Regions from separate parts of the Homo sapiens genome. Here region 1 is linked to region 2. Evidence: read pairs that join two places in POLR2A ChIA-PET (ENCODE). Cell type or tissue: A673. All regions are shown on one strand. Links, peaks and the distances in the headings refer to the core of each region. The heading gives the core; the rest is flanking DNA.

Evidence for each region. ChIA-PET counts read pairs that join two places held together with the same protein. Peaks named below come from ENCODE experiments on the same cell type or tissue, not always from the same donor. Only the 100,000 strongest peaks of a DNase experiment are listed, where the experiment ranks them.
Region 1: POLR2A ChIA-PET joins it to region 2 with 15 read pairs; 3 of 35 experiments call an interaction of 5 or more read pairs at or near these places.

What each region holds. Positions count from the first base shown.
Region 1 is chr3:141,966,824-141,983,675 of GRCh38, reverse strand. It overlaps TFDP2 (transcription factor Dp-2), which reads left to right. Exons shown (of 13, transcript NM_001178139.2): 7 at 4,994-5,156; 8 at 9,485-9,628; 9 at 13,535-13,603. Among named protein-coding and RNA genes, the nearest start is that of ATP1B3, 99 kb to the right of the region's middle. In A673, for the core only: no CTCF peak of the experiment used is centred there; no DNase peak of the experiment used is centred there.
Region 2 is chr3:141,841,760-141,858,611 of GRCh38, reverse strand. LOC105374134 (a long non-coding RNA gene) reads right to left here and starts at 7,063. Exons shown (of 3, transcript XR_924551.3): 1 at 6,947-7,063; 2 at 32-195. RefSeq lists cis regulatory regions at 8,753-9,612, 9,760-9,904. In A673, for the core only: no CTCF peak of the experiment used is centred there; no DNase peak of the experiment used is centred there.

The DNA.
Region 1 (16,852 bases), core at 2,902-10,901, 130 kb before region 2:
ATCTTCTTTGGATAAATGACTATTAAGTCTTTTGCCCTTTTTTTTTTTTTTTCTTGAGACATTCTCACTCCCAGGCTGGCGTGTGATGGCGTGAACTGCAACCTTTGCCTCCCAGGTTCAAGTGATTCTCATGCCTCAGCCTCCCAAGTAGCTAGGATTACAGATGTGTACCACCACGTCCAGCTAATTTTTGTATTTTTTTGTGGAGATGGAGTTTCACCATGTTGGCCAGGCTGGTCTCTAACTCCTGACCTCAAGTGATCCACTTGCCTTGGCCTCCCAAAGTGCTGGGATTACAGGCACGAGCCACTGCACCTGGCCCTTTGCCCATTTTTGAATTGAGTTGTTTCGTTTTTTGTTGTAATTCTTTATATAGCCTTTTGCCTTTTAGTGTTCTTTAACTAGAGACATTTTTTGCTTAACTTTCAAAGTGGCTTACTGGATTGGTTGCAGGACCAAATCTCTCATCTGTGTATGGCAGGTGTTGACTCTTTTAACCTCCTTTGTTGAATTTTAATGTTGATGTTAATTGAGTTTTGGCATGATATTCTATTAACCTTCCAAATAATAAGCTTAATTTCTTGATCCAGCCATTGTTGAATAGTGCCCTTTGGTTTTATATTGCTTATGAAAATTCTAGCAGCTCATGAAGGGGATAAGATCACTTGTAGTGTACCATATGTTATATGCATTTCATCCTCACAACTTGTGAGATGTGTATTCTGCATTTTTCAGATGAAGGACTGTGGATCAGAGTTAAATCGAGTAAACTGCTCAAAATATGTATCTGATAGTTTACTAATGTTGATATTTAACCAAGTTTTCTTCAAGTTTATTATCAATTTATGCACTGAACTGATTTTATAAAACTCTTACATGTAGGCTTGTATCTACATTTCAAGAGTATAGCCATCACTGTTTTATAATAGTTGTTAAAATTGTAGTTGTTCCTACTTAAGGACTATGTTTAGTTTCTTCCTTTAAATATTATCCAGGTATGACTACAAATATTATCCAGGTATGACTATAGAGAGCCAATTAGCTAAGTGATTGCCCGAAACCACCCTATCTTATTGCTGCCTTTAACAAAAAGACCAAGAATTGGATGAAAAACAACCCTGCTTCACTCTTGGCTTTTCAAAAGTATGTAACTGGCTGGCCTGAAGGTAGTGAGTTATCTCAATTGATGGTTCACAATCAGTTGAACACAGATCAAACTCCTTGTTCTACACTTTACCCCCTACTTGAGTAGGGGGTAAAGACTACTTGAGTAGTCTTTTAAAAAAAAAGAAGAAGAAAAAAGCATATAACCACTAAGTTGAGAAATTTATTTACTTTAAGCCATTAACCAGTTCTTTTCCTGGCTATATAATCCCATACACAACATTATTTCTGCCCAATAGAAATTTTAAAAGAAAATAAATATCTGAAGTTAATTTTAATATTTTTAATTTAGTCCAATATATCCAAAATATTGTATTTCAGTGTGTAATTAAATATAAAAATCACTAGTGAGGTATTTTACATTCATTCCTTATATTAAGTATTTAAAATCCAGTGTGTTAAACTTACGACATATCTCAATTCACACTTCCCACATTTCAAGTATTCAATAGCCACATGTGAGTTATGCCTAGGGGTATTGGACAGTGCTGATTAGGAGGTTTAAAATGCAACTCATAAATTTAATTCATCTCTTCGATCTCAGTAAATGACCCTTCTTTCTAGAGGTCATTCTACTATTCCTCTCTTCCTTACCCTCCACTTCAGACAATTTTATTGATTTTTTGTCTTTTAAAATTTTGTAAATCCATCTTTTTATCTCCTGCCCTACCACAGCTCCAGTTTGGGGATTCATATTCTCTTACCTGGACTATTGCAATACCCTCTCAGTTGGTCTTTGTGTCTCTGCTTTTGCCTCATAAATTTCACTTCTACTGTTACTAATTCTGATTCCAAAATCTGCTTTGCAGTGAGAATGTCTGCCTAACTGAAAATGTCACCATTCTACTCCACTACTTAATACCATTCAATATATTTTAGTGATTTCACATTATTTCAAATAAGTAGTCTGTGAGGTAAGATAAGTATGCTGTCCTATACTATCACAAGGGATGCATACACAACTCTTTGGGAATGTAGGGAAAGGAGAGTAGATATCCTTTTCTCATATTCCTTTTAAAACTGCATGTTTAGTATCTCTTTCTATGTACATAACATAGAACATGTAAATTATTTATCAGTAAATATATTCACAGTCCCACATCACTTAATGAGGGGCTATGTTCTGAGAAAGGCTTCATTAGGCGATTTCATCGTTGTGTGAACATCATCAATGTACTTACCCAAACCCAGGGTGGTATAGCCTGCTACACACTTAGGTACTTGGTATAGCCTATTGCCCCGAGGCTATAAACCTGCACAGCATGTTACTGGTTTGAATACTATAGGTCATTGTAACACAGTGATAAGTATTTGTGTATTTAAACATACCTAAACATAGAAAAAAGTAGAGTAAAAATACCTTGTAAAAGATTTTTTTTAATGATACACCTTTATAGTGCACTTTTCATGAATGGAGCTTGCAGGACTGGAAGTTGCTCTGGGTGAGTCAGTGAGTGGTGAGTGAATGTGAAGGCCTAGGAATTTACTGCACACTACTTTAGACTTTATAATCACTGTATACTTAGGCTACAGTAATTTATTTTAAAAAGATTTTTTTCTTCTTCAATAATAAGTTAACCTTAGCTTACTATAAATTTTTTACTTTATAAACTTTTTAATGTTCTCAAACTGTTTTACTCGTGTAGTAACACTTGACTTAAAACACAAACAATATTGGCCAGGAGCAGTGGTTCACATCTGTAATCCCAGCACTTTGGGAGGCCAAGGCGGATGGATCACTTGAGGTCAGGAGTTCGAGACCAGCCTGACCAACATGGTGAAACCCCATCTCTACTAAAACTACAAAAATTAGCCAGTCATGGGGGTAGGCGCCTGTAATGCCAGCTACTCGGGAGGCTGAAGCAGGAGAATCACTTGAACCCGGGTTTCTCAGTGAGCTGAGATCATACCACTGCACTCCAGCCTAGGGGATAGAGTGAGACTCTTTCTCAAAACAAACAAACAAAAAAAACACAAACATATTAATGGGTCCAAAAATACACTTAGATACAATGAATAATATCTAGTATTTGGTAGTACAATAGGTTGCTGTAGTTAACAACAATTGATTGTATATTTTAAGTAACTAGAGGAATGGAATTGGAATGTTCCTAATACAAAGAAACAATAAAGGCTTGAGATGACGGATACCCCAATTACCCTGATTAATCATTACACATTGTACAGCTGTACAAAAATATTTTCTTTATATCCTTATTCCATAAGCTTTTTTCTGTTTGTTTTTTAATTTCTAATTTTTTTTTTTTTTTTTTACTTTTGAAACTTTTTTGTTGAACACTGAGACGTGGCTGGGCAGGGTGGCTCACACTTATAACCCAACACTTTGGGAAGCTGAGATGGGAGGGATCACTTGAGGTCAGGAGTTCAAGAGCAGCCTGGGCAACATAATGAGACCCTGTCTCTACAAAAAAGAAATTAGCGAGGCATGGTGACATGCACCTGTAATTCTAACTACTTGGAAGGCTGAGGTGGAAGGATCACTTGAGCACAGGAGGTTTAGGCTGCAGTGAGCCATGACGGCACCACTGCACTCTAGCCCGGGCAACAGAGTGAGACCCTGAATCCAAAAAAAAAAACCCAAAAACAGAAAACTGAGACAGAGGGCCAGGCGCAGTGGCTCACGCCTGTAATCCCAGCACTTTGGGAGGCCGAGGCAGGCAGATCACCTGAGGTCAGGAGTTCTGGAACAGCCTGGCCAACATGATGAAACCCCGTCTCTACTAAAAGTACAAAAATTAGCCAGGTGTGGTGGTGCACACCTGTAATCCCAGCTACTCGGGAGGCTGAGGCAGGAGAATCGCTTGAACCTGGGAGGCGGAGGTTGCAGTGAGCTGAGATCACACCACTGCACTCCAGCCTAGGGGATAGAGCGAAACTCTCTCTCCAAAAAAGGAAACTGAGACACACTATCCTAGGCCTACAGGGGGGTCAAGATCATCAATATCACTGTCCTCCACCTCCACATTTTGTCCTACTGGAAGGTCTTCAGGGGCAGTAACACACATGGAGCTGTCATTTCCTGTGATAACAATGCGTTCTTCTGGATACCTCCTGAAGGATTGCCTGAGGCTTTTTACAGTTAACTTTAATTTATAATTTGAAGAAGTACGCTCTAAAGTAATGATGAAAAGTATAGTTTAGTAAATACAGAAACCAGTAACATAGTCATTTATTATCATTATCAAGTATTATGTACTGTCCATAATTGCATGTGCTAGACTTTTATAGGACTGGCAGAGCAGTAGGTTTGTTTGCCAGCATCACCACAAACATGTGAGTAATGCATTATTACTCACATTAACCATTACGATGGTTACATCACTAGGCAATGAGAATTTTTCAGCTCCATTGTAATCTTATTGGACTACTGTTGTATATGCGGCCCATCATTGACTGAAATGTCCTTATGTGGCAAATGACTATAGTTTTAATTTCAGTAAAAAACTATAATCTACATAGAGTAGGAAAAGATAAGTCTGTTAGCTGTACAAGGGCAGAGTTTTTGTGTTTTTTCACTGACTTATTCTCAGTGTCAATAACAGTATCCGGCATAGAATAGTAACTGGTCAATAAATATTTGTTGAATAAATAAATGCTGTGCATAGAAAAACACTCTAACTTTATACTTTATTAGACCTTTAAGGCAAAAAGTAAGTTTAAATAAACATTTTCTCATCTCTATTCAATTTAAATTTTTGACACTTGAAGTAAAACTTAAATTACTGTCTTCTTGCATTATCTTACAGAGATTTGTAAAGAAAGTCTCTAATATGTATAATGGAGTAAAAAAAACTTTTTTCCCTTCTAGTAAACGAAGCAAAAAAGGAGATAAAAATGGGAAAGGCTTGAGACACTTTTCAATGAAAGTGTGTGAGAAAGTTCAACGAAAAGGTACAACATCGTACAATGAAGTCGCTGATGAGCTGGTGTCAGAGTTCACCAATTCAAATAACCATTTGGCTGCTGATTCGGTATGTAAATCATGAACCTGACATTGATTTTGATGGATGATGCTACTTCTTTGTGTTATCTTTGTTATAGATTTGAGGAATCACGACTATACTTGAGGGTTTTATCCTTTATTTTGGGGGATTTTTTGTTGTTGTTGAGTTTTATTTTGGAGGGAATTCCTTTTTTTTTGTTTTTTAGGCGGAACCTCACTCTGTCGCCCAGGCTGGAGTTCAGTGGCGCGATCTCGGCTCACTGCAACCTCTGCCTCCCAGGTTCAAGCTATTCTTGTGACTCAGCCTCCCGCGTAGCTGGGATTACAGGCGCACACCACCATTCCCAGCCAATTTTTGTATTTTTAGTAGAGACAGTGTTTCACCATGTTGGCCAGGCTGGTCTCAAACTCCTGACCTCAGGTGATCCACCTGCCTTGGCCTTCCAAAGTGCTGGGATTACAGGCGTGAGCCACTGTACCCAGCCTTAGTTGTTTTTTTTGTTTTTTTTTGTTTTTTTTTAACATTTAAAAAATATTTGGCCAGGCGCGGTGGCTCACGCCTGTAATCCCAGCACTTTGGGAGTCTGAGGTGGGTGGATCATGAGGTCAGGAGATCGAGACCATCCTGGCTAACACTGTGAAACCCTGTCTCTACTAAAAATACAAAAAATTAGCCAGGCATGGTGGCATGTGCCTGTAATCCCAGCTACTCAGGAGGCTGAGGCAGGAGAATTGCTTGAACCTGGGAGGCGGAGGTTGCAGTAAGCCAAGATCGCACCACTGTACTCCAGCCTGGGCGACAGAGTGAGACTCCGTCTCAAAAAGAAAAAAAAAATTGGTCGCCTATCCAATAATTTTTTATTGTTTCTGAATCTTATTGTTTCTTCAATGTCTAAGTCAACAAGAAAATTTTATTTTTAATTGGAAAAGGAATACATAAATATGTTTATAAAAAATTCAGTTGTCTGGCAGAGTCTCAAATAAATGGAATACAGTGGTGCAGTTTCGGCTCAATGAAACCTCTACTTCCCAGGTTCAAGTGATGCTTGTGCCTCAGCATCCTGAGTAGCTGGGACCAAAAATGGCAAGGCTCTGCCTCTACAGAAAAAAAATTTATTTCTTTATCTTTTTTTTTTTTTTTTGATATGAGGTCTCACTATGTTGCCCAGGCTGATTTTGAACTCCTTGACTCAAGTGATCCTCCAGCCTCAGCCTCCCAAAGTGCTGGGATTACAGGCATGAGCCACCATGCCTGACCTCTACAAAAAGTTTTTTTTTTTAAATTAGCGAGGTGCAGTGGCACAAACCTGTAGTCCCAGCTACTCCAGAGGCTGAGGAGGATTGCTTGAGCCCAGGAATTCAATCATGCCACTGCATTCCAGCCTGGGCGGCAAAGCAAGACTTCGTCTCTTTGGGGGGAAAAAAAAAAAAAAAAAAAAAATATATATATATATATATGGCTATGACTGTTTCTCTAGAGCACTGATTTAGCCCTATCCTATTGATTCTGATATATTATTCTTTAGATGTTCTTTAATTTTGGTTTTAATTTGTTCTTTGACCTAAGGATTGCCTTAGAAAGAGTTCTTATAGTTCCAAGTTTTGTTTGTTGCTTTAAAGTTTTACTTTTATTACTTAATTTGTCCAGAGAATATGATTTGAACTATTTCCCTTTTTTTTTTGGATTACATTGAGATTTTCCTTGGGAGCCATTATATGTGATTTTCTTTTTCTTTTCATGTTCTCTAGGCACTTGAAAAAAAAAGTCTATAGCATTCTGTTTCTGAGTGAAAGCCATGGTTCTCACAATGATCTGCAAGCCCCTTTGTGAGCTTGCCCACCATTACCTCACTAATCTCGTCTTCTGCTATGCACTGTCTCATTTACTACCCTCCAGCCACATGTCACTATGCTCCAGCTACATGTTTTGTCCCTGATCAGGCCATTACACTGCTTTGCCTAGAGCAGTCTTTGCTAGGTATTCATATGGCTTCTCTCTCCCTGCCTTGTGATCTTCACTCACCTGTCACCACAATGAAGCATTTCTTCTTAGCACTTTTCAATATCTAAAATACATTTTTACTAATACCCTATCACCACCACCTTCCCAGGATATAAACAAAGGTTGAGTTTTTTTCTCTTTATTCACTGCTTTGTTATTTTTCTGATAATTTAGAATGCTTGTAGTCTCAGTTCTTCAGTTGGTTACCTTTATAACTTAAGTTCCTTGAGTTACCACCTGTAGACAGTATCTATTGGTTATGAAGAAAAACATATGTTTTTTTCTGTCTTCCATTTTTCTCTTCTACCATGGGACTCAGATTAGATATATTAGTATATTTGTTAAAAAGAATAATACTACTACTATAGGCCGGGTGCAGTGGCTCACGCCTATAATCCCAGCACTTTGGGAGGCCGAGGTGGACGGATCACACTGTCAGGAGTTGGAGACCAGCCTGGCCAACATGATGAAACCCTGTCTGTACTAAAAATACAAAAATTAGCTGGGTGTGGTGGTGGGCGCCTGTAATCCCAACTACTCGGGAGGCTGAGGCTGGAGAATCACTGGAACCCAGAAGGTGGAGGTTGCAGTGAGCTGAGATCTCACCACTGCACTCCAGCCTGGGCAACAGAGCAAGACTCTGTCTCGGAAAAATAGTTGTTTTTATTACTTTAAATAAATAGATTGTGCTGAACCCTTTATTATTATTTAATCTGCTTTGAACAACATCCATATCCCTTCCAATATCAAAAAGAGGAAATTGGCATACCTATCACATTGCCTCCTCCCAGTACTTGTTGTTACAGTATCATTGTTTCTACAGGGTCAAGATTTCTTTTTTTTTTTTTTTTTGAGACAGAGTCTAGCTCTGTCACCCAGACTGGAGTGCAGTGGCTCAATCTTGGCTCACTGCAACCTCCATCTCCCGGATTCAAGCGATTTTCCTGCCTCATCCTCCTGAGTAGCTGGCATTACAGTCATGCGCCACCACGCCCAGTTAAGTTTTGTATTTTTTAGTAGAGATGGGGTTTTGCCATGTTGGCCAGGCTGGTCTTGAACTCCTGACCTCAGGTGATCCGCCCACCTTGGCCTCTCAAAGTGGTGGGATTACAGGCATGAGCCACCACTCCTGGCCCATTGTCAAGATTTCTAGTATTTACATTCAGTTCTATAACTTAAATCCCCCACTTATTTAGATCTAGTTTTATATTTAGGTGGATTCAGTGTTCTCCACCATCCTTTATTATCGTTGCATTTCCTGAGGACCTTGTTCCACAATGTAAACCAACATGGTTTCCTTGATTAAGTCTTACTATCAAAAAATAGAAGAAAAAGGCCGGGCATGGTGGCTCACACCTGTAATCCTAGCACTTTGGGAGGTCGAGGCAGGCAGATCATGAGGTCAGGAGTTCAAGATCAGCCTGGCCAATATGGTGAAACCCCGTCTCTACTAAAAATAGAAAAATTAGCTGGGCGTGGTGATGTGCATCTATAGTGCCAGCTACTTGGGAGGCTGAGGCAGAAGAATCGCTTGAACCCGGGAGGTGGAGGTTGCAGTGAGCTGAGATTGCGCCACTGCACTCCAGTGTGGGCGAGAGAGCGAGACACTGTCTCAAAAAAAAAAAAAAAAAAAAAAAAGAAGAAGAAGAAAAATGGTCAGCTGAACTGAACAGTGTCCCTTGTCATATAGAGGATTATATTTTGGTACAAGTTCCTAGTCCCATTGTAGATTGGAGACAGTTTGCAGATCAGCAGTGGTCAAGGAACACATTTTGAGAAGCACAGTTTTACCCAGAACTTGAATAAATGTCCTTGATTTTTTTAAGTCTAAAATCCTCCCAGATAATGCAAGGGCTTAGAACACTTTACCTCCAATACCTTTTTCTGTTAATATGTATACTATTTGTTGTCATGTATATTAAGTTCTGTATTCTAGACTCCATAAGGCATTATTATTGTTTTATACAGTGAAAATTGAGATTTACCCACATATTTACTTTTTTGGGTTGGTCTTCATTCTATCCTACATACCTAAGCTCCCATCTTAGATGATATTTCTTCTACCTGAAGAAATCCCTTTAGTATATTTCAGTGTAGATCTGCAGGTAACATGATCTTTATTTTTAAGATTATTTTGTTTTATATTGTTTGAAAGTATTTTTATTTCATCTTTAATTTTGAAGGATATTTTCTCGGAATATAGAATTCTTTTGGATGTTTTTGTCAGTTGGCTAAATAAAAAAATAGAATCCTTCCAGCACTTTGAAGTTGTAATATTAATTTGATATATTCATATCATGTGACTGTATCTTAACCCTTAAGATTTATCACTCAGTGAAAATATTTTTTAGCAGGCTTATGATCAGAAGAACATTAGGCGAAGAGTTTATGATGCTTTAAATGTGCTAATGGCAATGAACATAATTTCAAAGGAAAAAAAAGAAATCAAGTGGATTGGCCTGCCTACCAATTCTGCTCAGGAATGTCAGAATCTGGAGGTAAGTGAGAAAATCTGTTTATGAATAGCTGTTTGCATTATTTTACATCACAGGCATTTTAATTTAAAAATGTAATTCTAATATAAAATATTTCCAATTTTTCATGTATACCATGTCATTTTTTAACAGACTGTAGAATTTTAGAATTGGAAGGCGCCTTATAGGTATAGTCTGCAGTTTAATTTGCAAATGATGAAACTGAGGGATATAAAAGTTGAATAACAATTTGATTTTACTGTTTCTTAGAGAAGATTTTTATTTCATCCTAAGTTAATTCTGAGCACTCTACTAATAAACTTTTGGTGAAATGGTATCTTATTTGATGAGATGCTTGCTGTATGTATCCAAAAAAAAAAAAAAAAAAGGATCAAGCCGGCTGTTTATTTCCTTTATTGGTTACACAATATTCTGAATATAGCTGTGGAAGTCAGACTTTTACTTTGAAATAGTAGCAACAGAATGAATAGTGTTTCATTTGTGTCTTTACCAGAATGGATAGAATTTTGGAATGATGTATGCAGAAGCATTTTAAGTTCTGTTAACTTTAAGCATTATAGAAAACTCTTCCTAAATGAGCATGTTCCCTGACATACTGTTTCTAAATTGACTTGACATAATTTTACTATCATGGCCATAAATGGAGTAAACTGAGGTTAAATATGGCTTCTGGGCCAGGGGCGGTGGCTCACGCCTGTAATCCCAGCACTTTGGGAGGCCGAGGTGGGTGTCAAAATGGTAAAACCCCGTCTCTACTAAAAATACAAAAATTAGCCAGTGGCAGACGCCTGTAATCCCAGCTACTTGGAAAGCTGAGGCAGGAGAATCGCTTGAACCTGGGAGGCAGAGGTTACAGTGAACCGAGATGGTGCCATTGCACTCCAGCCTAGGCGACAAGAGCAAGACTCCATCTTTAAAAAAAAAAAATATATATATATATATATATATATATATATACACATAGCTTTGGGAGATAATTAAGATTGGTTTCCTGTTTTTCTCAGTCTTTTCTCCCCAGCAATTCAGTTATTTGGTATTATTATACTTATGGATGGAGAGAGAAACCAGATATTCATCAGAAGCTATATAATATTTTTCATATGCTACAGTGGAAATATCCTCCTTTTCTTGTTTTTCTTCCTTCTCATAGAGTGGAATTTGAGCATCATTTTCATGACCAGTAATATTGAGCTGATACCAAAGACTCATTAAGCAAAAAAACCCTATTCACATCTACCTTGTGCTTAATCACAGGTTATACAAGGCAAATCTCTGACCCCAAGGTACTGTCATTCTCACCGGGGAGAAGAGAAATGTAAAAGAGTTACCGAAAATGTGATTACTCCTAAGAAAGAAATGTACAGATTCTCTGCAAAGAGGGCTGAGGGAGGGCTTTACCAAGGAGATAATCCCAGAGCTCAGGCATGAGGTGGGAGTAGTCTGCCAAGTGGATAAGGGTGGGGAGGGCCTTCAAGGCAGAGGTGCCACATGGGCTGAGACAGGCATGAGAAAGCTTGCCTGGAGCTGGGTGTGGCTAGGGAACAGGCATGGAGAAAGGAGGATAGATATCTAAGTGTTAAGCAGTGGAGACCTGATCCTGTAAACAAAGGGAAGCAGTTGATAAATTACAAAGAGAAGGGTTGATAGGATGTTTTTTAAAGGATCACTCTGCCAGTGGGTTGGAAATAAAATTAACAGGTAGGGAAGGAAATGGAATGGGGGAGGCGGATTAGAGATGGTCTGAGTTACGGCAGCGGCCATGAGATTGGAGAGGTGTTTTAGAGGTACAATCAGTGCAGCTTGACCTGGTTGGATGAGGGACAGGTAAGGGGCCTGGCTTGTCAGAGCTTCTGATAAAGGGATGCTCCTACAACATCTTTTCAAATGCAGAACGCCACACAGATTTTACAGTGAATCTTAAGTAATTTAAAAGTAAAACGTGGTGGATAGAGGAACCATGAATGGAAACTGCTAGTATAGACTAGACTGGATGTGGAGCAAGTAAGAGATAATCTGCTGGAGCAGACAAGAAAAATGTCTTATTTGATGATTGAAAGACAAAATTGTAACAAATTTAGTTTAAAGATCTTAATTGCCTTTTATTTGTGATTCTAGAATCTGGCAACACCTCACTAGTAAGTAGAATGAGTATTCCTATAAGCTGAGCAGAAGAGGTTGAACATTCTTCAGTGTTTTAAAGATAGAGAAGCAGCAAAGGCGGATAGAGGCAGAAACAGAACAAAAAGCAGACTGGACATATCAATGTCACTTTCCTTGTAAGGGTAAAATAGAGAAGACTCTCTTATGCCAGCTGCAACTGGCCTGTTTGGGTAGTTTGCTATTCTCTTTCTCTCCTGATTTCCTAGGTCAGATAAACAACTCAGTTTTGGCCTGGTGGCATTTCAGCATGAGTGACTCCATTTTTGTTTGGTCTGTTGAGCTTAGTGCAGGAGCTCAGTCCAAACCAATGGGCTCCTATAAATTTTCTTTTTTTTTTTGTTGAGTTGGAGACTTGCTCTGTCACCCAGGCTGGAGTTCAGTGGCGCAATCTTCGGCTCACTGCAACCTCCGCCTCCCGGGTTCGAGCAATTCTCCTGCCTCAGCCTCCCGAGTAGCTGGGATTACAGGCGCCTGCCAACACGCCTGGCTAATTTTTTTTTTTTTTTTTTTTTTTTTAGTAGAGACGAGGTTTCACCTTATTGGCCAGGCTGGTCTCTTGGCCAGGCTGGTCTCGAACTCCTGACCTTGTGATCCGCCCACCTCGGCCTCCCAAAGTGCTGGGATTACAGGCTGAGCCACCGCGCCTGGCCATAACTTTTCTTAATAAATGTCATTGGCTTTTGCCCAAGGAGACAGTGAGGAACTCAACTGCAAGGAAGTTCAGACCCTAATGTCTGTTTTCTCTGAGTAGTTATCAGATTGAGAAAAAAAGCAGTAGTTTGAAGCTGGAAAATTTGTCCAATAAGCATGTTTCTTTTTTTTTTTTTCTTTTTGAGACAGGGTCTTGCTTTGTTGTCCAGGCTGGAGTGCAGTGGCATGATCTTGGCTCACTGCAATCTCTGCCTCCCAAGTTCAAGCAATTCTCGTGTCTCAGCCTCCCAATTAGCTGGGACTACAGATGCGCGCCACCACACCTGGCTTTTGTATTTTTTGTAGAGATAGGGTTTCGCCATGTTGGCCAGACTGGTCTCAAACTCCTGATCTCAAGTGATTCTCCCCCCTCGGCCTCCCAAAGTGTTGGGATTACAGGCGTGAGCCACCACACCCAGCCTACCATGATGTGTGAGATATCTGTATTATCAGCTGTCCTCATTGGAGAGTCAGCTAAGCTGGAATTGTAAATAAGATCTTGCCTTATTCTTAGAGGAGTAATATAACAAAGTAATTAATAATAGAGTCCCTGTAACCAGAGGATTTAGGTTCAAATCTTGGCTCTTGCCATTCACTAGCTGCGTGACCTTGGGTAGTTACTTAAGCCCTCTATGCCTCCGTTCCCTTCGATGCAAAGTGGATAACAACAGGACTTAACTCATAAGGTTTTTGTGAAGGTGAATTAAGATAATGTGTGTAAAATGCTTACTTTTGTGTTGGCAGATAGAGTGAGTATAAACTAAGTGGTACTATTACTTTGATTAGAACTTGAATAATAATTGCAACAAGTACTGCTAACAAGTATTCATTAAGTGTATGATTTCATTTTTAATGACAGTTGCCACAGATCTGATGTTGTGTCTACTTGTTCACTCCAGCCCCTGCCCCCTACAAAGATATGATTTGTCTTTATTCATATTGTTAAAATGGGTTCAGTTTCTCTAGGGAAAATTGTTATCTCAGAATAGGGACCTGGAAAGTGAACGATATTTTATAGTCTACCTATGTTCATATTATTTTGTAACCAATGTTTTAAAGATAGAGAAGCAGAGGCGGATAGAACGGATAAAGCAGAAGCGGGCCCAGCTGCAAGAACTTCTCCTACAGGTAAAGATACCGAGATGTTTTCATTACCTTCCCTGTTTCTCCACTTGCTGCCTTTTGGAGTCAGTGTGTTTTCTAATTGTGGTGCCTCTGAGTGGTGTGTGGTGAGCCCACGCCAGGGCAGCCTCTCTCACCTCCTAGCTTGTTGCCATCCACGTGCTCTGCCTTAAGATGGTCCCATCTGTTGCCATCATCTCAGCTCCACAGTAGCTTCCCTGCCCTGTGTGTGACTTACGCCAGGCAGCAGTTCACTGTTGACACTCAGGCCTCTCTAAACATAAACTGTCAGGGGTCTTTTTGTGTTTGTTTATTTTAGCCCGAATTTGGAATATCCACTAGTGAAGCTAGTTAAATTTTAGGTGCTTCAAGTACAGTAATCAAATCTGCCTGTAATACTTAATTTTATCAGTAAATGACAGAATGGCATGAAATAGTTCAGTAAGATTTTTGTTGTTGTTGTTTTTTGAGACTGAGTCTCACTCTTTCGCCAGGCTGGAGTGCAGTGGTGCGATCTTGGCTCACTGTAACCTCTGCCTCCCGGGTTCAAGCCATTCTCTGCCTCAGCCTCCCAAGTAGCTGGGATTACAAGTACCCGCCACCATGCCTGGCTAGTTTTTTCGTATTTTTAGTAGAGACGGGGTTTCACCATCTTGGCCAGGCTGGTCTTGAACTCCTGACTTTGTGATCCACCCGCCTCAGCCTCCCAAAGTGCTGGGGTTACAGGCATGAGCCACCACACTGGGTCTGTTTCAGTAAGATTTATAGAAATACCAAAATTTAGGCCGGTTATATATATATATATCTCATATATATGAGATATATATATGTTATATATATATATATCTCATATATATGAGATATATATATATGTTATATATATATATCTCATATATATGAGATATATATATATGTTATATATATATCTCATATATATGGGATATATATGTTATATATATATCTCATATATATGAGATATATATATATGTTATATATATATATCTCATATATATGAGATATATATGTTATATATATATCTATATATGAGATATATGTTATATATATATCTATATATATGAGATATATGTTATATATATCTATATATATGAGATATATATGTGTTATATATATCTATATATATGAGATATATATGTGTTATATATATCTATATATATGAGATATATATGTGTTATATATATCTATATATATGAGATATATATGTTATATATATCTATATATATGAGATATATATGTGTTATATATATCTATATATGAGATATATATGTGTTATATATATCTATATATGAGATATATATGTTATATATATCTATATATGAGATATATATGTGTTATATATATCTATATATGAGATATATATGTGTTATATATATCTATATATGAGATATATATGTGTTATATATATCTATATATGAGATATATATGTGTTATATATATCTATATATGAGATATATATGTTATATATATCTATATATGAGATATATATGTTATATATATCTATATATATGAGATATATATATGTTATATATATCTATATATATGAGATATATATGTTATATATATCTATATATGAGATATATATATGTTATATATATATCTATATATGAGATATATATGTTATATATATCTATATATGAGATATATATGTTATATATATGATATATATGTTATATATATGAGATATATGTTATATATGAGATATATGTTATATATAGTTATATATTATATATATTATATGTTATATATAGTTATATATATTATATATTATATATATTGTTATATATTATATATAATTATATATAATATATAATATATAAATAATAATGTTTTGTTTGAAGAGAATATTGTGCAGCTTTAAAAAAAAAAAAAGCTGAAACTGACAGTTTATTCCTATGCTCCTGCCTGTAGAATTCTACCAAACACTCCTCCTTGAACTCCTGTGCTGCCATCTTCTTCCCCCCGGCAGCCTCTCTGTTGTCCCTGTCCCTGCACAGTTATCTGCAGTATCCCCTAAGAGCTCATGCCCCAAACCCTGTGCTGGGGCCCTCCTGGAATTTCTTCAAAACCATGGAACATTTTGGAGCTTAATTTTTTTGGCACGTTATTTTTAAAAACCTGTTTATCAGCATGCCAACAGTCATCTGCCTATCAGAAAGAATGGTGCTGGGCAAGATCACCCTCATGTGTGTAGGACTTTCCTGTCTCTAGATGCCTGATGCAAAGAATGAAACCATATTTTTTCCCTGCTTACCTCTGTACCATGAACATTGTTTTTTTATTTTTTAAAGTCTTGAACTTCTTTTCCTCTACTGTCTCTCAAACCAAATATTTGTAGAAGAGTTCCACCCAGGGGCAACATGGCTGTCAACATTCATAGAAACAGGTCTCTCTAAACATTAAAGTGAAACCCAAAGTATAACTGAAATCAACTTGTGGTCTTCTGGTAAACTTAAAACTTATTTCCAAAGGCCGGATGTGGTGGCTCACGCATGTAATCCCAGCACTTTGGGAGGCGGAGACGGGCAGATCACCTGAGTTCAGGAGTTCGAGACCAGCCTGACCAACATGGAGAAACCCCGTCTCTACTAAAAATACAAAAAATTAGCCAGGCATGGTGGCGCATGCCTGTAATCTCAGCTACTTGGGAGGCTAAGGCAGGATAATCTCTTGAACCTGGGAGGCAGAGGTTGCAGTGAGCTGAGATCGCCCCACTGCACCCTAGCCTGGGCAACAAGAGCGAAACTCTGTCTCAAAAAAAAAAAAAACAAAAAACTTATTTCCTCCTAGCATTTCAGTTTTTTTCCTTTCATCAAATAAATTAAGTTGTCATAGAAAGTAAATTAAGCAGCCAGGCACAGTGGCTTACTCCTGTCATCCCAGCACTTGGGGAGGCCGAGGTGGGCAGATCACGAGGTCAGGAGTTTGAGACCAGCCTGACAAACATGGTGAAACCCCGTCTCTACTAAAAATAAAAAAATTAGCCAGGCATGGTGGTGCACACCTGAAATCTCAGGTACTCAGGAGGCTGAGGCAAGAGATTCACTTGAACCCGGGAGGCGGAGGTTGCAGTGAGCCGAGATTGCACCACTGCACTCCAGCCTGGGCAACAGAGCAAGACTCTGTCTTTTTTTTTTTTTTTTTTTTAATAAGTAATCCATTTGCTGTGGCTAAGCTCACTTGATTTTTTTTTATAAGCTCATGTCACAACTCACTCATGTCACATGACACAGGTAACTA
Region 2 (16,852 bases), core at 4,535-12,534:
CACTGATACAAGACTTTACCATGTGACTTACTTTAGCCAATAAAACGTAAGTGGAAGTGCAGCCCACAATCTGAATCACAGTGTGATTCCATCATCTTTCTTTTCTTTCTACCAGAAGACCAGCAGTGTCCCACACAGGGCTGTTTCTTCAGCCTGCACACCAGACTGCAGATAACAAGGAGAGTGACAGCTGACCTGGGATGGTGATGGAGCGAGGGAGAAATAAATCTCTTGTAATCTCCTGATACAGTCTTAAATTCTCCAGTATGCATTTCTAAAGAGTTAAATGTCTTCCTATATAGCCAAAATAACATTTTCACATCTAACAAAATTAACATTTATTTCTTTTTTTATTTTTTTTGAGACGGAGTCTTGCTCTGTTGCTCAGGCTGGAGTGCAGTGGCACGATCTCAGCTCACTGCAACCTCTGCCTCCAGGGTTCAAGCGATTCTCTTGTCTCAGCCTCTCAAGTAGCTGGGACTACAGGCTTGTGCCACCATGCCCGGCTAATTTTTTGTATTTTTAGTAGAGATGGGGTTTCACCGTGTTAGCCAGGATGGTCTCAATCTCCTGACCTTGTGATTCCTCCATCTTGGCCTCCCAAAGTGCTGGGATTACAGGCGCGAGCCACCATGCCCGGCCCAATTTCTTAATATTATCTAATACTTAATACATACTCAAATTTCTTCATTTGGCTTCCAAATGTCCTTTATAGCTGGTTTGTACAGATCATGAACTAACCCAGAACCTCATATTCTATTTAATTATTATTATTATTATTTAACTGTCTTATTACACTGATTTTTTTAAGAGACCAGGCCTCCATCATATAGTTATGTTTTTCATCTCCTATGACCAGAAAGTGACCCAAGTGGTATAACTTTGGTACAGCATCAGTAACCAGTTTCCCATTCTTAGAGCTTTAAGGTCAACTGATAATCCTTGCCTGAATTGATAATTTCCTTAGGTACTACAAATGATTCTTTCAGTGTAAAGTAACGGTATAAATGTAAATGTAACCTATAAATGTATAAATGTAGAGTTTTCCCCTGTCATCTGGGATTATTTTGGTTTCTGCAGTAGAGTTGCTACTGCAAAGGCAGGATAAATGCCTACTTCTCCCTCGTTATCCACTTTCAAAGTAAACAGTTGTTTCAAATGGTGACACACAAGCTTTCTCTTACTGTTATAGACTTTGGATTTTTGGAGATTTGATGTGTTTCAATCAACTACAATCATTTTTCTTTTTTGATGTTCAAAGTCTTTCTTACGATATCCCTAATGATTTTTTTTTTCTTTTTTAGCTGGAGTGCAGTTGCGCGATCTCGGCTCACTGCAACCTCCAACTCCCTGGTTCAAGCAATTCTCTCGCCTCAGCCTCCCGAATAGCTGGGATTACAGGCACGTGCCACCATGCCCAGCTAATTTTTGTATTTTTAGTAGAAGGGTTTTACCAGATTGGCCAGGATGGTCTCAACTTCCTGACCTCGTGATCTGCCCACCTCGGCCTCCCAAAGTGCTGGGATTACAGGTGTGAGCCACCGTGTCCGTTCCCCAATGAAATTATTAATCCTAGTAGAATTCTTCACATGGGGAAACAAAAGCACAGGAACCAAAGTCACTGGACTCAGTAAGTCCCTAGAAATGATTAAAAGGGGAGAAAACATAAGACAGATAGGCAGGATGACAGCCACAGTCTGCCTGAGAGCGGCACAGTACATCACTGTGTACAACAGAAATCTGATTTGTCCCTTCTTGTAGCAATCCAAAGAACAGGGGGCCACAGGCAATGTTAGCTCTTAGAAAGAATCACCCCAAAATCATCATTGTTCACTTAAACAGCCAAACTGCTTCACCAGCTCATGCCCCTTCAAGCCAACACACTGTGTAGGTCAGATAAAGAACTAGTTGCACACCTTCAGTGATTAACAATCTATTTGGTGCCAGGCTGTGGTGGCACACACCTGTAGTTCCAGCTACTCAGGAGGCTGAGGCAGGAGAATCACTTCAGCTCAGAGGAGTTTGAGACCAGTCTGGGCAACACAATGAGACATTGTCTCTAAAAAATAAAAATAACCCATTTGGGAATAGTCATTGAGTTAACAAATATTTACTGTTAAGATGATGGGACAATAGGGCTAGGAATGATGGCTTATGCCTGTAATCCCAGCACCAAAGAGGCCAAGGCGGGTGGATCTTTTGAGCTCAGAAATTCGAGACCAGGCCGGACACGGTGGCTTATGCCTGTAATCCCAGCACTTTGGGAGGCTGAGGCAGGCTGATCACTTGAGGTCAGGAGTTTGAGACCAGCCTGGCCAACATGGTGAAACCCCATCTCTACTAAAAATACAAAAATTAGCCGAGCGTGGTGGCACGTGCCTGTAGTCCCAGCTACCCCAAAGGCTGAGGCAGGAGAATCGCTTGAACCCTGGAGGCAGAGGTTACAGTGAGCCGAGATTGCACTGTTGTGCCCTGGCCTGGGCAACAGAATGAGATTCCGTCTCAAAAAAAAAAAAAAAGGGTTGGGCGCAGTGGCTCATGCCTGTAATCTCAGCACTTTGGGAGGCCGAGGCAGGTGGATAACCTGAAGTCGGGGGTTCGAGACCAGCCTGACCAACATGGAGAAACCCCGTCTCTACTAAAAATACAAAAATTAGCTGGGCATGGTGGCACATGCCTGTAATCCCAGCTACTCGGGAAGCTGAGGCAGGAGAAGTGCTTGAACCCGGGAGGTGGAGGTTGTGGTGAGCTGAAATCAGGCCATTGCACTCCACCCTGAGCAACAAGAGTGAAACTCCATCTCAAAAAAAAAAAAAAGAGAGAGAAAAGAAAAGAAATTCGAGACCAGCCTGGCCAACATGGTGAAACCCCATCTCTACAAAAAATACAAAAATTAGCCGGGTGTGGTGGCATGTGCCTGTGGTCCCAGCTACTTGGTAGCCTGAGGTGGGAGCATCACTTGCGTCCAGGAGATGGAGGTTGCAGTGGGCCAAGATTGGGCCACTGCACTCCAGCCTGGGTGACAGAGTGAGATCTTGTCTAAAAAAAAAGAAAAAAAAAAAAGATAATTTGACAATAAATATTAACTATCAAGCGATCAGCACTACTGAGACTCTAAAGAGGAAGGAAGCCCTTCTAGCTGTAGAGGTCTTGGGAGTTACATTGAAAGAGATGGGGTTGGAGTAAGGCCTTGAGGACTGGGTGGTAATTTATTATATGAAGATGGGGTTGGGAGGGTGGTACCCAGCCCATGGGATAGGGAGCACTAGCAGGAGAGGACAGAGTTTTATATAGGATTATAGGAATATAAACTTCGGTGTTTTATGGCCAGGTTATATATGCCTTTGAATTCCTGGCTAAACATTTAGATGGGATGTTGTAAGTAATAGAGAACTACTGTAGGTGTTTTCAGTATAAGGCGGAGGGAATGATGGCTAGGCTCTTGAATTTAAGTTGTAAGGATCAGGCTCAGAAATCCACTCCCCTCTTCTAAGTTATTGATAACTAATACAGAAGAATCATTGAGAAAATCTAAAGTGAAAAAAAACCACCTACAGGGCAGTTTGCTTGCATTTGCGTTAGATGTGCACGTCTAAAATTTTACACACAGAATATATCTGGAAGAACACAGGAGCCACTGGTGGCTATGGCTGCCTCCCAGTGGAGAAACTAGGTGCCATTTACTCCAAATCACTGGTTACAGTGATTCTGTGACAAAATTAGCTAGATGAGGAAGCAGTATTTAATTTCATTTTGGTTTGGTTTAGTTTTTAATTACAAGAGAGGATGGGTGTTGTACAAGAGCATAGGATGTGACATCAGAGGGTCCTTATGACCCAGCCTCTGCTGCCTTTCTATGACTATGTGTGACTATGTGACCTTAGGAGAGACACCATCCTCTAAGACTCAACTCCCTCATCTGTAAAACAAGGACAAGAAAACATCCTTTACAGGGGTTTGATGAGAACCTACGTGAAGATGATATAAAGCACCATGTGGACCAGGCACAGTGGCTCACGCCTGTAATCCCAACACTTTGGGAGGCTGAGGCGGGCAGATCATTTGAGGTCAAGAGATCGAGACCAGCCTGGCCAGCATGGTGAAACCACATCTCTACTAAAAATACAAAAATTAGCCGGGTGTAGTGGTGGGTGCCTATAATCCTAGCTACTGAGGCAGGAGAATTGCTTGAACCTGGGAGGTGGAGGTTGCAGTGAGCCGAGATCATGCCATTGCACTCCAGCCTGGGCAACAAGAGTGAAACTCCGTAAAAAAAAAAAAAAAAAAAAAAAAAAAAGGCAGCATGTAAGTGAAACTTTGAAAACAATTTTTTATTTTTATTTTCATAGAGACAGCGTCTCACTATGTTGCCCAGGCTGGTCTCAAACTCCTGGGCTCAAGTGATCCTCCTCCTCAGTCTCCCAAAGTGCTGGGATTATAGATGCAAGCCACTGTGCCCTGCAGAAACTTTTAAAAAATGATTACATCAAAAATGTTTCATGTTCTGAAAATGCCTTGAGCGCTGTAGATTCAGTTCCAATTTTTAAATACGGACATGCAGCGCCGGTGAGGTTAACAGGCAGACCTGGCAGGTGCAGCCACTGCTCAGCAGAGTTCCTCGGCAGGCCAGGCGTGGATGGAAACTCCAAATTTCCATCACAAGGCATCAGATTTCCCCTCTCTAAGACCAAGTAACTAAGCAATTTTTACAAATTATGCACAGGATGAAGCTTTCTGAGAGGCTGGGGTGTGCTGGTTTTATCCAGCCATGGCGAACAGAAGAATCACCTGCCTCCTTCCCCAGCCCGACCCTTTGCCCAGCATCAGGCCCCTGGCACAGTCATATTTCAGAGGAAGGTCTGGTGAGCTCTTGAGTTTCTGGTGTGAGGTTTGAGAGGGATTTGTGGAGTGTCACTTCTGGAAAGCAAACCGTAATACAGAGCACTAACTTAATTGTTATTCCTAGGGTTTTCTGCGTAGACATCTTACCACAGACAGCGTTAACAGAAGCAGTTGATTCTCAGGGCACTGTTCTGGAAATGGTGTAAAAGAATGGATCATTCCTCATTTTGCCATTCATAGACAAGTCTCTATTAGGCAATAGAAAAAGTCTGTGCAATTGTATCAACTGTAATCTGGAAAGTAGCCACACCCTCCTTCCAGAACTTCCCTCTTCACACACAAAGCTTTTTCCTTTTGAAAATGAAATTTGTATTCTATTTATAGGAAGAAATGTGTGTTTCTTTCTCAAACTATTATCTAAGATTACATCAGTTTCACATTACATCCAAGCTGACCACTTTCTTCTGAGTGGCAACATAAATTTACATGGACCCAGTGAATTTTGCCAGTGCATCATGTCCTAGAATAAGGGCAAAGCTAATAAATTGCTTCATTTATCCAAGAGCAACGCCAGATTGAAGGCACACACAAAGGAAAATTAATACGCGAAGGAAGAAGACAGAAACAAAGGAGAAGCCAGGCACAGTGACTCACGCCTGTAATCCAAGCACTTTGGGAGGCTGAGGTGGGTCGATGATTTGAGGTCAGGAGTTCAAGACCAGCGTGGCCAACATGGTGAAACCCCGTCTCTACTAAAAATACAAAAAATTAGGGCCGGGTGCGGTGGCACATGCCTGTAATCCTAGCACTTTGGGAGGCCAAGGCGGGCGGGTCACAAGGTCAGGAGATGGAGAATACCCTGGCCAACACCGTGAAATCCCGTCTCTACTAAAAATACAAAAAAAAATTAGCCGGGCGTGGTGGCGGGCACCTGTAGTCCCAGCTACTTGGGAGGCTGAGGCAGGAGAATGGCATGAACCCGGGAGGCAGAGCTTGCAGTGAGCCGAGATAGTGCCACTGCACTCCAGCCTGGGCAACAGAGCAAGACTCCATCTAAACAAACAAACAAAAAAATTAGGCGGGCGTGGTGGTACGTGCCTGTAATCTCAGCTACTTGGGGAGCTGAGGCAGGAGAATTGCTTGAACCTGGAAGGTGGAGGTTGCAGTGAGCTGAGATTGCACCACTGCACTCCAGCCTGGATGACAGAGTGAGACTCTGTCTCAAAACAAAAAACAACAACAACAAACAACAACAACAACAACAAAAAACAAAGGAGAAACCAGCGTGCTTTTAGTACAATGTCAGGAAATTATTTAACATAGCCATTTCGACATGCTAAATATTTTGCAGGTAGAGACGGTCCCTGACAATGGTTCACCTTTAAGATGGCATGAAAGTGATATACGTTCAGTAGAAAGCAGTATGATACTCTTTTGACAAGCTGGGCCAGTCCCTGTCAGCCACACCATAAACTGTGTTGCTCAGCTGCAGGTAATGTAAGAATGTTGATTGCGTTTAAGGTAGGCTAGGCTAAGTTACAATGTTCTGCATGTTAGGTGTATTAAGTGCATTTTCGACTTATGATATTTTCACCTTACCATGAGTTTATTGGAACGTAACCCCATCATAAGTTGAGGAGCATCTGTATTTCAGTATTTAATACAACAACCTTATGAGATAAGTGTTATTCTTATCCCTATTTTAAACCAAGGAAACCTCAAACAGAATGGTTAAATAACTTGGTTAAGGTCATGCACTAAAACCTATTCTCCATAAGGACACTTCTTCCCCAGACACCCTTTCAAATGGGGCCTTTCTTCTCTCCCCTACTCATCTTGGACCACTGGCCTGGAGGTGAAGGAGGTATACTCATTTCTCCCAACTGCTGCTTCAAGACCACCATTCCTCTCTTCTTCAAAGCTTTCAGCTTTGAAGCTGTCATCTGAATATTTACTAAATATTCAGCTTTGTTGAATCAACTGTAGACTCGGGTCACTGCTCTGAATTCCTTGAAGAGTTCCATTCCCTGTCACTTCAGATTCTTGGTGACTTCACAAACAGTCTTTCCAAATGCCCCGCCTGCCAGTGCCTTGACCACCTCACCTCCAACAATGTTGTCATTCTACCCTGGACCTGTGCCGGAGGCCAGCTCATTGCTCACCAAATCTGTTTCCTCTCCTTTCCGGGCAGGCTACATATGCACTTCTCCTTTGTAACAATGGCTTCATGACTGAGTTCTGGACAAAGGGATTTGCAGTCCTCTGCTTGCTCTCTCATTATTTGCTAGCCAGATGGAGAGGATGCAATGGAGTGTTATAAGGCCCTGGAACAGCGCAGTCCAGTAGAAATGGAAGCCAAGTCACATATGTGATTTTAAATTTTCAAGTAGCTATATTTAAAAATGCAAAAAGAAACAGGTATGGCTGGGCACGGTGGCTCACACCAGTAATCCCAGCACTTTGGGAGGCAGAGGCGGGCAGATCACTTGAGGTCAGGAGTTCGAGACTAGCCTGACCACCATGGCAAAACCCTGTCTCTACTGAAAATACAAGAATTAGCCGGGCGTGGTGGTGCATGCCTGTAACCCCAGCTACTCAGAAACAGACAGGAGAAAAACTTGAACCTGGGAGGCGGAGGCTGCAGTGAGCTGAGATCGCACCACTGCACTCCAGGGTGGGCAACAGAATGAGATCCTGTCTCAAAAACAAAAACAAAAACAAAAAACAGGTAAAATTAATTTTAATAGTACATTTTATTTAATCCAGCATATTAAAAATATCATTTCAACATGTTATCAATATAAAAATTATAAGTGAGGTATTTTGTATCTTTTTTTCATATTAAGTCTTTGAAATCTAGTGTGTAATTTACACTTAACAGCACCTATCAATTCAAATGTTAAGTTTACGTCAAAAATACTTGATCTGGGCTGGTCATGGTGGCTCACACCTGTAATATCAACTCTTTGGCAGGCCAAGGAGGATCACTTAAGGCCAAGAGTTCAAGACCAGCCTGAGCAACATAGTGAGACCCCCATCTCCACAAAAATAAATTTAAAAAATTAGCTGGGGATGGTGATGTGAGCCTGTACTCCTAACTACTCGGGAGGCTGAGATGGGAGGATCACTTGAGCCCAGGAGTTGGAGCTGCAGTGAGTTGTAATTGCGCCACTGTACTCCAGCCCAGGTCACAGAGCGAGACCTCATGTCTTTAAAAAATCACAACAAAAAATTGATCTGTATTTAATTTTTTTATAGTAAAGTGAAAGCAAGTTTATTGAGAGAAACGAAAGAATAGCTACTCCATAGGCAGAACAGCCAATCTGTATTTAACTTCATAAAGTAGTTGCACATATCCAAATTGTTCCAAACATACTTTCAAAATATTAAATTAAATTTTTTTTTGGAGATGGAGTCTCACTCTGTCGCCCAGGCTTGAGTGCAATGGCATGGTCTCAGCTCACTGCAACCTCCACCTCCCAGGTTCAATCGATTCTCCTGCCTCAGCCTCCTCAGTAGCTGGGATTACAGGTGTTTGCCACCATGCCTGGCTCATTTTATTGTATTTTTAGTAGAGACGATGTTTCACCATGTTGGCCAGGCTGGTCTCAAACTCCTGACCTCGTGACCCACCCGCCTCGGCCTCCCAAAGTGCCGGGATTACAGGCTTGAGCCACCGTGCCCGGCCAAAATTTAAATTTTTAAAATGAAAAATTCAGTTTCTTAGTTGCTCAAGTCACATTTCCAATGTTTAGTAACCACATGTAGCTGGTGGCTACCGTATTAAACAATGCAGTCCAAGCCACCATGGAAAGAGCCCAGGACCCTGAATGACTGAGCTGACCCTGAGCAACCCCACCAACAAGCCTTGGGTTGCGATTTGAACAAGAAATAAACCTTTATGTGCTGAGCCACTAAGAATGAGGGATTGTTTGTTATAGCAATTAGCTTGAACCAGTACACAACCTTGACTATCACCCTCCATGGTCAGACATTGTTATTACCAATAGCTCTGCCTCCTCCATAACCTCTATTCAATCCTCCTTCTCTCCTGGCCTGCTATATTTTCAGCTCCTTTCTTCTAATACTGCAATTGTAGTCATGTGTCGGCCCCACCCTCCTCCTTGCCCGTCAGCCCTCAACATCCACTTTCTACTTCCTTCGTACACCCTCAATTCCTTGGCCCTGCCTCATTTGACTGTGTCTCCTAGCAAAACCACAGCTGCGGCAGAGCTTTTCTACCTGTACTCAGCTGAATGTGGACACACAGAACCATGCTACTTGCCTCACTTTAACTAGCAAACATGTTGAATTCCTTTTATATAGGAATTCATGGCTAATTCAAGTCAAATTAGCAAGGAAAAGATTCAAAGCACCTTGATCAAGAAAGGTTAACTGGATGGAAAAGGAATCACCATCAGGCCTTTCTTTAGTACTGCTGGAAATCCTCCTCCATTTCCATTCTAGAATGCCGTTTCCCAATTTCTCTTCTCTTCAACCCTTCCCTCCTCTTCAACCCTTCCCTCCTCCTCCCCGTCCTGCTTCTCCTTATCAGCTTCTGCCTAAGCTGCCTGTTTCTAACAAGATATCAGCAATCAAAAGAGCCACTCGAGGCCGGGCATGGTGGCTCACGTTTGTAATCCCAGCACTTTGGGAGGCCGAGGTGGGCGGATCACTTGAGGTCAGGAATTCAAGACCAGCTTGGCCAACATGGTGAAACTCTGTCTGTACTAAAAATACAAAAATTAGCCGGGCGTTTTGGCACATGACTGTAATCCCAGCTACTCGGGAGGCTGAGGCAGGAGAATCGCTTGAACCCGGGAGGCAGAGGTTGCAGTGAGCCAAGATTGCACCACTGCACTCCAGCCTGGGTGACACAGAAAGACTCTGTCTCAAAAAAAAAAAAAAAAAAAAAAAAAAGACACTCCATGTGCTCCTGCAGCCACCCAACCAACCTCTGCGCTGCAGCCCGTCCCCTCTCACCCCTCACACATTCCAGCAACTGTGCCTCTTTTTCTTGAATCATTTTTATTTTGTTTTAGACTTTTAAAATATGTATTTACTGTAAATTCAGTGCAGAACACCAGTCTAAAATATGTTGTTTGGTGAACTTTTGCATATGTAAATCCCTCTGTTACTGCCACCCAGATCAAGATACAGAGCATTTCCAGTACCCCTGAAGGCTTCCCCATGTCCCATTCAAGCAAGTACCTAGACTATATTACTCAGGGCTACATGTTGGATGGAGTCCAACACCAGTATCCTTGCCCTAACGCACAGGCCAGTTGTAGACTGCTGTGTGTGTGTGTGCGTGTGTGTGTAATTTCTTCAATCTCTAGTTCACCTGACTCATTTTCTTTTTTTTTTGAGACAGAGTCTCACTCTGTTGTCCAGGCTGGAGTGCAGTGGCACAATCTCAGGTCACTGCAACCTCCACCTCCCAGGTTCAAGTGATTCTCCTGCCTCAGCCTCCCGAGCAGCTGGGACTACAGGTGTGCGCCACCACGCCCAGCTAATTTTTGTATTTTTATTAGAGACAGGGTTTCACCATATTAGCCAGGCTGGTCTTGAACTCCTGACTGCATGATCCACCTGCATCAGCCACCCAAAGTGCTGGGATTACAGGCGTGAGCAACCACACTTGGCTCTTTTTTTTTTTTTTAGATGGAGTCTCACTGTGTCGCCCAGTCTGGAGTGCAGTGGCACGATCTTGGCTCACTGCAACCTCTGCCTCCTGGATTCAAGTGATTCTCCTGCCTCAGTCTCCCTAGTAGCTGGGACTACAGGCGCACACCACCATGCTCGGCTAATTTTTGTATTTTTGGTACAGACGAGTTTTCACCATGTTGGCCAGGCTGGTTTTGAGCTCCTGACCTCGTGATCCGCCTTGGCTTCCCAAAGTGCTGGGATTACAGGCATGAGCCACCATGCCTGGCCCACCTGATTCATTTTCTGTTTGAGATCTGGAAGCTGGTTTTCAACCCTGATACTTTTTTTTTTTTTTTTAAACCCTGATCCTTGATCCAACCTCTGGCCTAACTCCTTTTTCCTTCATCGTGATGGCACATACCCTGCTGGGTTTGCCAGGATCCACCCATAGGACTTGGACACAGAAGAGAAACTGGGGCGAGGGAATTCAAGTTGTACATGGGCAGATTTCAGCTCCATGAACTGAAGCAGGGACCCTGTCGCTGGGCATGTGCAAGAAGCAGCTGCAGGGCCACATCTGGGCATGGAGCAAAGGGAACTCTTGGACTGTGAGGGAGTTGAAAACCATCATCTTGACAATTTCTTCCAAATCTAATCTCCTGTGGGACCGAGAACTGACTGTACAAAGTGATCTAGGGCGTCAGTCAAGGACACGACCCTTTATGCTGATGATCCATTTTGCATTCCAGAAAATAGTGATAGAGTTTCAGATTTAACCATTTTGAGCCTCTTTCTTCAGCTGTAAGAGTCAGGAAAACAGCTGGGCACGGTGGCTCACGCCTGTAATCCCAGCACTTTGGGAGGCCGAGGCGGGAGGATCACCTGAGGTTGGGAGTGCAAGACCAGCCTGACCAACATGGAGAAACCCCATCTCTACTAAAAATACAAAATTAGCCAGGCATGGTGGCATATGCCTGTAATCCCAGCTACTCGGGAGGCTGAGGCAGGAGAATTGCTTGAACCTGGGAGGCAGAGGTTGCAGTGAGCCGAGATCACGCCATTGCACTCCAGCCTGGGCAACAAGAGCGAAACTCTGTCTCAAAAAACCCCACAAAAATTAGCCGGGCATGGTGGCGGGTGCCTTAGTCCCAGCTACACAGGAGGCTGAGGGCAGGAGAATCGTTTGAACCTGGGAGGCAGAAGTTGCAGTGAGCCGAGATCACATCACTGCACTCCAGCCTGGGTGACAGACTGAGACTCCATCTCAAAAAATAAAATAAAATATAATAAAATAAATAAAATTTTCAAAATATTATATATAGGCTGAGTGCGGTGGCTCACACCTGTAATCCCAGCACTTTGGGAGGCTGAGGTGGGCGGATCACTTGAGGTCAGGAGTTCGAGACCAGCCTGCCAACATGGTGAAACCCTGTCTCTACTAAAAACACAAAAATTAGCCGGGCGTGGTGGCATGCGCCTATAGTCCCAGGTACTCGGGAGGCTGAGGCATTAGAATTGCTTGAACCTGGGAGGCGGAGTTTGCAATGAGTTGAGATCGTGCCACTGCACTCCAGCCTGGTGAAAGAGCAAGACTCTGCCTCAAAAAAAAAAAAATTACTTATTGTATATACCAATCTTATAACTACATATTAATCTGTAGAGATATTTCTATGAAGATATGTATTCTTTCAGGCTCTTTGCTCCTTTGGAATCATATCATTAAATATCATTTTGTAATTTTTTTAAATTGTAGAGTAAACATTCCAGCCTATTAAACATTCTTTAATAACATTCCTATAAGGAAGTACAGAGATTTATTTAACTGGTTCCTTATTGTGGCCGTCTGGGTTGTTTCCAGGTTTTCCATATTATAAACAATACTGTGGTGCATATTCTTGTGTCTATTGTCTGATTATTTCCTTAGGATGGCTTCTTAGAAGTGGCATTGCTGGGTTAAAGGGAAAGGACATTTTCCAGGCTTCTGATTCTTATTACCAAAGTGCCCTCCTGAAACACGGTACCAGTTGTGTTCCTGACAACGGCCTATTTTTGAAAAAATTTAAGTCCAGCACATTGTAACAATGGAAGTTCAAGATAAACTGTAGCAGCTGGTTTCTGGGATGGTTTCTGTGTCAGATGAGCTGGGAAGCCCTGGGTTGAGGAGGGAGCCTCATAAGCTGGCTTGGACCCTGCAGGGAAGTCTTACTCTACTCACACCCGCATGTTTAGTGAGAAGCCCATTAGGTCAGATACAGTCTCTCCACTGGGGCAAAGTTCACTTAGGCACCTTTTGGCATAAGCAGGAAAGGAGGCCCTACCTTCAGCTCACCCAGCCCCACTTTCTCTGAGCCAGGTCAATGAAGCAAGCTGATGGCCTGGCCAGCCCAGCCAGCTTGGGGGCCTGTGGTTAGAATAAGCCACTTTGCTGCAGGCCTCACCATCCTTCTCTCCAAATTATCTGAAAACTGGCTATAGATCAGGTCCTGCATAGAAGCAGAAGCGCAGACAGCAGGGGGTGCTGCCAGCCACTTCTCTAGTCACCTCCCCTGTGCAGACGTGGGACCCCTTTCCCTGCTTGAGGCTTTTAAGAGCCTGGGCCCAGCCTTACCGGCAATATCAGTAAGCTCAGCACCTTCTCCCCCATTTCCCACGCACCAGACCTGGAGTAAATGGATAAGAATTCTCATTACACTTTTAAGTATTCTTTTTGCTGTTTTTGTTATCGCTATTGTTATCAGAAGTCAAATCTGAGGCAGAAAGGAAGGGAGGTCTTCGGAAAATCTTTGACCTCCAATTTCTTCAATAGCTTGTGGTTCCCAGCTTGTACGGTAATGTTTTAACATTTCCAAGCTGGACAGCAGACAAGGCGGTGGGGGTGGGGTAGTGTGTGTGTGTAGGGGAAGCATTGCTTCTGGACAGTAGAGTGTTAGAAAGCACCTCTAGAATAGTGAGAAAGACCACTAGATTCAGTAGACTAGAGGTCTTCAAAACACTGCTATTCATAGCAACCCAGATTAGAACAATCTCTATACCTAGCAATAATAGAACAGATAAATAAATTGTGGTGTATTTGTCCAGTGGAATACTATACAGCAATGAAAAAACCAAGCTACCATCACACAGAATATGGGTGGCTCTCACAAACCCAATGTTGGGTGAAAAAGCCTGACACAGAAGAGCACATGTTGTATGACTCCACCGATATAAAAGTTCAATAATGCTAAGTGTTTAGGGATGCCTATTAGGTGGTAAACTATAAAGAAAAGTAAAGCTGTGATTTCCATAAAATTCAAGGTAGTGGTTACGCTTGATAGAAGAGAGGATAGAGGCTGTGATTGGGAAGGAGTGTGAGGTGGCTTCTGGGTGCTGGTGATGAGCTATTTCTTGACCCGAGAGGTAGTTACACAGATGTATTTCTACTTTACAACAATTATTTAAGCTGAATCCTTATGTTTTGTGCATTTTTCAGTATGCGTGTAGTTGTGTACTCTTGTGTCTGTATGTGTTTAAAAAGATAAAGGGCCAGCATTTTCCCAGGTAAGTCATGAGTTGACTTGAATATTGCATCTCTGTGGTGCACATCTGTGATGCATATCAAGGACTCCTATGAGTCTGTGCTTTCATAGGCCACTCTAGTGGCTGACAATCAATAAGACTGTGTGATGGGGCAGAGAAAGAAGGAGATCTACCCAACTACTGAGCCACAAAGCTGAACATACTTACCTCATTTAAGCCTCTCAGGGCATTTAAACTCAGGGCGGCCAGGATCACAAAATAATCATTCCAGTTTAAAAGGCAGAGGATAATCTAGAAAGAAGTTCCCATCTGTTAGAGTCAGATAGCCTGAGGTCAAAACTTGTCCATGCCTGAGAAATCTATAAAACTGAGCATAACACCTCTTTCTAGGGCTCTGAGGAGGAATAAATGAGCTAATTTGTAAAGTGCCTGACATATTTTGATGCTCAATAAATGTTAGAAATATCCTCATTTTACTCAAGAAAGCACAGTGCCTGCATGGAGTTGGAACTTGTCTAAGGTCATCTGTTAGCAAAGGGAGGACTAGACATTCAAACCTGGGTGTTTCTCTCTTAGAGTCCAGGGCACCCCTGACTAGCTATGTTATAATAGGAGACTAGACTGTGGGAGGTCTATGCAGCAAGAGTAGTTCACGGGCTGAAGTGGGAAGGCATTTCACAGAGAATGTGACATTTGAGCTGACCTCTGAAGAAGAGGAGAGGCATGGTAGGCAGAAGAGTGAGTACAGGCCCAGCCTCAGAGGTGTGAAAATTCATAGCATCATTGGTGAACGGTGGGTGAATGATTAAGTCACTTAATTTGTCTCAGTGTTGGGTTCCATATACACGGAATTAAGGTAAGAATACCTGCTCTGCTTATTTTATTTTATTTATTTATTTTTTGAGACATAAGCTTGCTCTGTTGCCCAGGCTGGAGTGCGGTGGCATGATCTCCACTCATTGCAGCCTCTGCCTCCCAGTTCAAGTGATTCTCATGCCCCAGAATCCTGAGTAGCTGGGATTATAGATGCCCGCCACCACGCCCAGATATTTTTTGTATTTTTAGTAGAGATGGGGTTTCACCATATGTTGGCCAGGCTAGTCTTGAACTCCTGACCTCAAGTGATCCACCTGCCTCGGCTTCCCAAAGTTCTGGGATTACAGGCATGAGCCACTGCACCTGGTCCCTCCTCTTCTTATTTTAAAGTGTTATTCCAAGGATTGAAGGAGAGTATATTTGAAAGTGTTCTATGAATTGGCCAGTATTATACAAATTTAAGAGTGTGTGTGTGTGTGTGTGTGTACGTGTATGTGTGAGTGTTTCAGTACCCAGCGAAAATCTTAAACTTGGCATATGTCTGTGGGTAAAAGTGGAAATCATGATTTTACTTTTTGACCAGTAGAGACCATTCCAAAGCCTGGGGCACAGGAGAATAAAGGGAAATTCCTGGAAATACTGACCTGGAAGAGTCTTAGCACATCCAGTGAAACCTAGAGTGTAGATATAATTTTATAACCTAGATATAATGTTAGGCTAAACTTTGAAAATTAAAGTTTGTTGTGAATAAGGATAGAATTTTTAACACAAACTCTAGATGTCCAGGATTTGTTGGCACCAAATATAAAAATGTAAGGGGGTGAGGATGAACTCATCTTCTGGGAAAAGCCCATGAACAAAACTGACTTTTTTTAGCCAAACCATTCACATCCTCCTGGCATCTTAGAATCCTCTGGAAATAAGCCCAACACTTCCTGTGGGCTTACCATGTGCCAGACAATTTTATACGATGCTTTAATTGATTTCTTACTATTAAATTAATTATAAAAATATTGTTAATCATCACAACAATCCTGTGAGGTGGGCTACCTTGCTCACTTCCATTTTGCAGATGGAGGGACCTTAGGTAATTTGGCCATGGACCTATAGCTAGTAAAAGAAGTGAGATTTGAACCCAGGCAGGTCTGATTCTGGAGTTCACATGCTTTCCTTTTCCCTCTACTGCTTTTCAGCCTGGTACATTTATCAATGACAGTGACCATTTACAAGAAGATGATTTACTTATCTTTTTGAAATTTAGCTTATAATTTATATACTCCTTAAAGTCAAACTTTTGTCACCTGCTTAGAATTCACTGCAGAGGACAGAATGTTTGTGAGGGTCACCTGTATCTCCGAGAGGTGTTTCAAATGCTTTTTTCCTTGCTCAAAGTTTTCGGAGTTTCAGAAAATATAAAAATGGCTGACCCATGTTCAAGAACATTGAGAAATTTTAATGAAACCACTGAGGAGAGAGTAATGGGCAGGGACTGACATGATGCTATGGTGATGATGGCAAAGACGGAGAGAAAAGAATGAAGAGGAGAACCTGGGAATGATTCTGAGCCTGAGAGCCGCAGGCCTCACCTAACAAAAGAATTAGCAAGCCATAATCAACAGGCATAATGCCCTTTCATGTGGGATGCTGAAGACTAGTATTGCACACAGTGATAGAAATAATAATGTTTAATGAATAACCATTAAGATCTGTCTGAACAGCCCACTAGAATAAATAGAAATAGGTAAAGAAAATTTAGTTGGTTTGTCTAGGGTGATCTCTCCCCTATAATCTTTACTATTATTATTATTATTATTATTTTGAGACTGAGTCTCTCTCAGCCGCCCAGGCTGGGGTGCAGTGGTGTGATCTTGGCTCACTGCAACTTCTGTCTCCTGGGTTTAAGCGATTCTCCTGCCTCAGCCTCCCGAGTAGCTGGGACTACAGGCACGTGCCATCATGCTCAGCTTTTTTTTTTGTATTTTTAGTAGAGATGAGGTTTCGCCATGTTGGCCAGGCTGATCTCGAATTC